2 separate regions of the Homo sapiens genome follow, and region 2 is linked to region 1. Evidence: chromatin contacts called from ENCODE Hi-C or POLR2A ChIA-PET data. All regions are on one chromosome and are shown on one strand. Each heading gives the region's core, a stretch centred on a gene start or an enhancer-like site at or near the end of the contact. The rest is flanking DNA. Distances are from core to core; before and after follow the strand shown. Region 1 holds the start of CLN3 (CLN3 lysosomal/endosomal transmembrane protein, battenin). Region 2 holds the start of ZNF764 (zinc finger protein 764).

Region 1 (3,722 bases), core at 770-3,269:
TGTGGATATCTGTGTCTGCCTCCCACCTTCCTGTGACTTCCTTGATGGCAGATGCCATGTATGAAACGCTGCTGAATTTCTAGAGCCCTGCACGTTAGTAGGATTCCATTTTCCATCAGCTGAGTGACCTGGGAGGCACACTAGAGAGGGCACATTTCTTTTCTTTTCTTTTCTTTTTTTTTTTGAGACAGTCTCACTCTGTCACCCAGGCTGGAGTGTAGTGGCGCAGTCTCAGCTCACTGCAACCTCTGCCTCCTGGGTTCAAGTGATTCTCCTGCCTCAGCCTCCCGAGTAGCTGGGATTACAGGTGCGTGCCACCACACCTGGTTAATTTTTGTATCTTTAGTAGAGACAGGGTTTCACCATGTTAGCCAGGCTGGTTTCGAACTCCTGACCTCAGGTGATCTGCCCACCTTGGCCTCCCAAAGTGCTGGGATGACAGGCATGAGCCACCACACCCAGACGAGAGGGCACATTTCCAACTGCATTCTGAAGGCCTGGTGGTGAGAAAGAGCATATAGAGGTGGCACAGCCCATAGCAGAGATGAGGCCAAGGACAAGAAGAGAATGCAGGATGCCGCTTTCCACCTAGAAGAAGGTAAGGGTATGATTCCTTATTTGGAACTACATAAAGTGACCTTGCTCTACTTCTCTTCCCCATACCCTCCTTCTCCCCTCCCCAGCCCCACTTTCCTATTCCAATTAGGGCAATTCTATGAAATCACAGCATCAGAATCTTAGGCCTTAAAATCATTTAGTCTGGCCAGGTGCAGTGGCTCACGCCTGTAGTCCTAGCACTTTGGGAAGCCAAGGCAGGTGGATTGCTTGAGCTCAGGAGTTTGAGGCCACCCTGGGCAACGTGGCAAAATCCAGTCTCTACAAAAAACACAAAAATTAGCTGGGCACAGTGGTGCGCACCTGCTGTCCCAGCTACTCGGGAGGCTGAGGTGGGAGGATCACCTGAGCCTGGGAGGTCAAGGTTGCAGCAAACCAAGATCCTGCCACTGCACTCCAGCCTGGGCAACAGAGCAAAACCCTGTCAAAAAAAAAAAAAAAATCTGGTCTAAGCACCACCTTTGATGGAGGCAGGAATCCTGCAGCAGCCTGGAGCCAACCCAATGGCTCCCTGCCTCTGGTGCTCTATTTCTTATCACCATACAGGTCTCTAAGGTCACCTTTAGGTCTAACATTGTATGAATGATTGTCAGCAACTTTCCAATTTTTTTCATATACATATATTTTTTTTATTTTATTTTTTACTTTTTCTTTTTTTGAGACAGGATCTCACTCTGTCACCCAGGCTGGAGTGCAGTGGCGTGATCATAGCTCACTGTAGCTTCAACCTCCTGGGCACAAGTGATCCTCCCACCTCAGCTTCCAAGGTACCTGTGACTACAGGAATGCGCCACCATGCCCGGCTAATTTTGTTATATATATATATATATATATTTGTACCTTGGTTTTCTCATCTGTAACACCAGGGGTTGAAGTGCTGTGATATTTTTTGGTTCTAGGATAATTTGGAAATAGGGATCTCTTAACATCTTGGATACTGCCAATAGATCATTCACGAAATCCCTTTAGATGAGTGTTATGTTTACTTAGGTCTCTAAAACAATTTGTAAGGTCAACAGATGGGGATAAGAATGACCTGAAGCTGGTCGTCTTTGTTCGCAACCAGAAACAGTCCTGCCTCAAAAAAAAAAAAAAAAAAAAGGGAGTAGGCAGGTGGCCATATTTGTTTCTGGCAAGTGAGTGCTGAAGGAAAGGAGCTGAAGCCTCCCACAGTCATAACTGGTGCTGGCAGGCTACTGTCTCGGTCTTGGGCGCCACTGATCTAAGGTCACGGCTCTGCTTGCTGCTCCCACCCGCTCCAGTTTAAAACCTGCGGTTCCAGGGTTCTCCAGCCCCTCCCTTTTTCACGCTCCGAAGCCGAGAAGGCCCAAAGCGAAGACAGAGAGGACCCGGAAGTAGGGAAAACCTCTGAGCACGTGATGGGGGAACACGCGGGTGCTGTCACGTGATCCGACAAACGGCCTCTGCATAGTGCAGAACATTCTGCTGCTCTTAAAGGTACAGGCCTCAGGGTCCCTGCTGTAGACGGGGCGGGGGAGAGTACGATGGGTGGGGCGTGGTGGGTCGTAGGGCGCTCGAGATGGAGCCCCCAGCTTCCTTGATGGATCGCGGGGCGCGAGTGCCCTAGACAAGCCGGAGCTGGGACCGGCAATCGGGCGTTGATCCTTGTCACCTGTCGCAGACCCTCATCCCTCCCGTGGGAGCCCCCTTTGGACACTCTATGACCCTGGACCCTCGGGGGACCTGAACTTGATGCGATGGGAGGCTGTGCAGGCTCGCGGCGGCGCTTTTCGGATTCCGAGGGTGAGTATTCCCGCCCACCCTCATGGAACGACCACCTCTGGCTCGCAGCCCACCTGAGGGGAATGAGAGCTGACTCGGCCCCGGGAGGACACGCAAGGAGCGGTCGTGCACCTGAGAGTAGGTGGGGGTCATGCCCTCTTCTCGCTCTCCCAGGGGAGGAGACCGTCCCGGAGCCCCGGCTCCCTCTGTTGGACCATCAGGGCGCGCATTGGAAGAACGCGGTGGGCTTCTGGTGAGTGGCCTGAGACTTCAGCGAGTGACAATGGCATGAGAAGAGGGAAGTGACCGGAGGAAAGGGGGAAGAAAGAGTTAAGCTGCGCAAAGGAGCTGAACCCACAAATATTTACTGAATCCACTGGTTTGCCCCAGGGGCAGCATGTAAAATTTCCAAACTTCACTCCTTATCACCTTCCGGATTTAGCAAGATCCTCATACCTACCACCTGTAGGATTATTTACTTTTTTCTTCCAGCCAATTCAGCCTTAACGTTTTTTAGTGCACATATTTTTAAAAAGAAAACTTTAAATCACGACTCCACTTGGAAAACCAGCGTTTTCCTAGTGAACGTTTAAATAAATGCATCACTACTAAAACTTTTTTATTTTTTTAATTTATTTTATTTTATCTTATTTTTTTTTCTTTTTGAGACAGGGTCTTGCTCTGTTTCCCAGGTTGGAATGCAGTAGTGCAATCACAGCTCCCTGCAGCCTGGAACTCCTGGGCTCAAGTGATTCTCCCACCTCAGCCTCCAAGTAGGTGTGGCTACAGGTGTGCACCACCGCATCTGCCTAATTTTTATATTTTTTTATAGAGATGGGGGTCTCACTATGGGACCTGGGCTGGTCTCAAACTCGTGGCCTCAAGTGATCCTCCTACCTCAACCTTCCAAAGTGCTGAGATTACAAGCATGAGCCACCATGCCGGGCCTGAACCTTTTTTTTTTTTTTTTTTTTTGAGACGGAGTCTCTCTCTGTCCTCCAGGCTGGAGTGCAGTGGCGCAATCTCGGCTCACTGCAAACTCCGCCTCCCAGGTTCACACCATTCTTTTGCCTCAGCCTCCGGAGTAGCTGAGACTACAGGCGCCTGCCACCACGCCCGGCTATTTTTTTGTATTTTTAGTAGAGATGGGGTTTCACCGCGTTATCCAGGATGGTCTCGATCTCCTGACCTCGTGATCCGCCCGCCTCGGCCTCCCAAAGTGCTGGGATTACAGGTGTGAGCCACCGCGCCCAGCTTTTTTTTTTTTTTTTTTTAATTTTATTTTATTTTTGAGACAGAGTCTCACTCTATCACCCAGGCTGGAGAGCAGTGGCACAATCTCGGCTCACTGAAACCTCCACCTC
Region 2 (3,479 bases), core at 319-2,818, 2.1 Mb before region 1:
GCCTCCAAAGAAAGAAGAAGTAAAAACTCAAAGGCAGAAATGGAATCCACAGGCAGACAGCCTGGCGCCACACCCTGGGCCTGGTAAAGATCGACCTCTGACCTAATCAGTTTTGTTATTTATAGATTACAGACATTGTATAGAAAAGCACTGTGAAAATCCCTGTCCTGTCCTGTCCTGTTCTAATTACCAGTGCCTGCAGCACCCAGTCACATATCCCCTGCTTGTTCAATGGATCACGACCCTCTCACGGGGACCCCCTTAGAGTTGTGAGCCCTTAAAAGGGACAGGGATTGCTCACTCGGGGAGTCGGTTTTTGAGATGTGAGTCTTGCCGATGCTCCCAGCCGAATAAAACCCTTCCTTCAACTCGGTGTCTGAGGGGTTTTGTCTGTGGCTTGTCCTGCTACAACAGGACATGTATGAAGTCACGTGGAGCACAGAATAGACCATCAGAAAGTGAGAGAGAGGTCTGGGGGAGAGTTGGTGACATTTACTAGATAAAGACCCTAGGGGAAGCAGATTGGGGCAAGAAAGGGATGAGTTGGATTTGAGTAGAGGAGCCTTGGGCCATCTGTCCAGGGGCAGGATGTGAGGGGAGGTGAGAGCCCGGCTGCAGCTACAGGGAGACTGGCAATTGGGAGGCGTCCTGAGCAGCACATGGGAGAAGCTCCTAGAAGAGAGGACCCTCTGACTTTCTCAACCTTACCCTACTCTCCCCACTGCCTCCGCCATCTAGAAACTTCCAGAATTTCAGGCCCCAACAAGCCTACGATGGAGGAGGTTCTCCTGTATCCACTCCTTTTTCTTTCTTTCTTTCTTTTTTATTTTTGAGACAGAGTTTCGCTCTGTCGCCCAGGCTGGAGTGCGGTGAGGCAATCTCGGCTCACTGCAAACTCCGCCTCGCGCGTTCAAGCGATACTCCTGCCTCAGCCTCCCCAGTAGCTGGGATTACAGGTGCACGCCACCACACCTGGCTGTTTTTTTGTGTGTTTTTAGTGGAGACGGGGTTTCACCATGTTGGTGAGGCTGGTCTCGAACTTCTGACCTCAGTTGTTCCGCTGGCCTCGGCCTCCCAAACTGCTGATTACAAGCGTGAGCCACTGCGCCACGCCCACTCCATTGGTTTTTTTACACTCAACATTGGGAAGAGACTGCTGTTGCCCTGTTTCTGAGATAACAAGGACAAAACGAGAGAGTGATGAGCTGGAGCCCGATTATAAAACGGTCCACAAACGAAAACTAATGCCTGAGTTCAGTAAGGCCGGGAGGCCAGCTCACTCCCGCGAGGCGCTCTTTTGTTCGTGCAAACCGGGGCGGAGCTCTCTGCTGCACCGCCTCGCCGGGCCGGGGCGGAGCTCTCTGCTGCACCGCCTCGCCGGGCCGGGGACTAAACATGCGCGGCTAGTTTTCAAGGCCGGCCTCTGTATTAGTCACCGCGGCCATTTTGGATGAGGGTACGGAGAGAACGCGGACTGGAGATACCGGGGGCGTTGTCTTGGGCACGACTGCGTAGGGGCAAAGGTCGAGTACCCGCGCCGCCGCCATTTTTTATGAGGGCATATTCCATTTCTGATTATACACCCGCTGCCATCGGCACCGTTAGTTTCCACGCCCTCTAGTGCGCCCTCGGGGGCCCTAGTAACCTCCCTCCTTCCCTTGGGCCCGGGCCGGGGAGGCTTTCTCGGGCGCAGGAGGTTCCGCAGGCCCAGGCCAGGCCAGGGGAGGCAGCCGATCCGTCGTCGGGGTTGACAGTTACCATGGCGCCGCCTCTGGCCCCGCTCCCTCCCCGGGACCCAAACGGGGCCGGACCCGAGTGGAGGGAGCCGGGGGCTGTGAGCTTCGCGGACGTGGCCGTGTACTTCTGCCGGGAGGAGTGGGGCTGCTTGCGGCCAGCGCAGAGGGCCCTGTACCGGGACGTGATGCGGGAGACCTACGGCCACCTGAGCGCTCTCGGTGAGAGCCCCACCTGCTCGCCTGAGCCCTGCGCCCCCACAGGCCCTGCCGCGCCTCTGGGAGCTGCGCGTGAAGTTGGGGGCCCCGGGGCCGGGCAGGTGGCCTCCCCGCAGCGTGGGGTTTGCGTTCTTCTTCCCTAGGAATCGGAGGCAACAAGCCAGCTCTCATCTCCTGGGTGGAGGAGGAGGCCGAACTGTGGGGTCCGGCTGCCCAGGATCCGGAGGTGGCGAAATGTCAGACACAAACGGACCCAGGTGGAGTATCGGGTGCTCAGTCCCATGGGGACTTCTCTGTTCCTGTCCCATCCCGGTACCCTCTGCCACCTCCAGCTACCTGCTTAGCAGTTTCCTCTCTGAACTGCCTTCTCAACTGCGACGACGAGGCTGAGCCCCTGCGTGGCTCCCAGATGCAGCCTAGAAAGGAGCTGTGATGGGGGCTCTGGCCCTGCCATACCCGCCTCTGAGTCCTCACCTCTGCGTGGTCACTACACTCTGGGGGCTTTTTTTGGTGTTTTTGTTTTAGAGACAGGGTCTCGCTTTGTTGTCTAGGCTGAGTGCAGTGGCGGCATCATAGCTCACTGTAGCCTGGAACTCCCGGGCTTAAGCAGTCCTTCCACCTGGGCCTCCAGAGTAGCTAAGACTGTACAGGTGCTCGCCACGAAGCCTGGGTAATTTTTTTTTTTAGACAGAGTTTTACTCCGTTGCCCAGGCTGGAGTGCAGTGGTGCCATCTCAGTTCACTGCAACCTCCCACTCCCAGGTTCAAGTAATTCTCCTGTATCAACCTCCCAAGTAGCTGGGATTACAGGCGCCCGCCACCAAGCCTGCTTAATTTTTTTTTTTTTTTTTGAGACAGAGTCTTCCTCTGTCGCGCAGGCTGGAGTGCAGTGGCGCCATCTCGGCTCAGTGCAAGCTCCGCCTCCCTGGTTGACGCCATTCTCCCGCCTCAGCCTCCCCAGTAGCTGGGACTACAGGCGCCCGCCACCACGCCCGGCTAATTTTGTTTTTGTGTTTTTAGTAGAGATGGGGTTTCACCATGTTAGCCAGGCTGGTCTCGAACTTCTGACTTTGTGATCTGCCCGCCTCGGCCTCCCAAAGTGCTGGGATTACAGGCGTGAGCCACCGCGCCCAGCCAATTTTTTGTATTTTTAGTAGAGACAGGGTTTCACTATGTCGCCCAGGCTGGTCTTTAACTCCTGGAGCTAAGCGATTCGCCTGCTTCGGCCTTCCAAAGTGACCCACTGCGTCTGGCCTAATTGTTTTAAATTGTTATGTAATATATATATTTTATAGAGGGGGTCTTGGCTCTCGGTGTGTTGCCCAGGCTGGTCCTGAAATCCTAGGCTGATCCTCCTTCTCTACCTCCCAAAGCGCTGGGATTACCGCCTTGAGCCCCCACGCCCAGTCTCTTAAACTCTGTTGACTCTACCTCCACCTCAGGACCCACCCCTGCCGTTCACCTGCAGGCTGGTTCCTTTCTCCCCGTCCGCCCCCCTTTTTTTCTTTCATTTCTTGCCCTCAGCCTT

Evidence for each region. Hi-C counts contacts between places; a loop is a spot of excess contacts on that map. ChIA-PET counts read pairs that join two places held with the same protein, here RNA polymerase II (POLR2A). Pooled maps may share reads with other maps.
Region 2: a loop to region 1 is called in a pooled map, with 6 times the contacts of the local background. The contact joins the promoter of ZNF764 here to the promoter of CLN3 in region 1. A Hi-C loop is called at or near these places in 4 of 50 pooled maps. POLR2A ChIA-PET finds 5 or more read pairs at or near these places in 2 of 52 experiments (activated naive CD4-positive, alpha-beta T cell and naive thymus-derived CD4-positive, alpha-beta T cell).

What each region holds. Positions count from the first base shown.
Region 1 is chr16:28,490,371-28,494,092 of GRCh38, reverse strand. CLN3 (CLN3 lysosomal/endosomal transmembrane protein, battenin) reads left to right here and starts at 2,019. Exons shown (of 16, transcript NM_001042432.2): 1 at 2,019-2,073; 2 at 2,258-2,379; 3 at 2,533-2,611. The coding sequence starts at 2,334. RefSeq lists enhancers at 1,809-2,008, 1,348-2,137.
Region 2 is chr16:30,556,463-30,559,941 of GRCh38, reverse strand. ZNF764 (zinc finger protein 764) reads left to right here and starts at 1,568. Exons shown (of 3, transcript NM_001172679.2): 1 at 1,568-1,955; 2 at 2,096-2,209. The coding sequence starts at 1,760. RefSeq lists enhancers at 1,439-1,578, 2,119-2,680.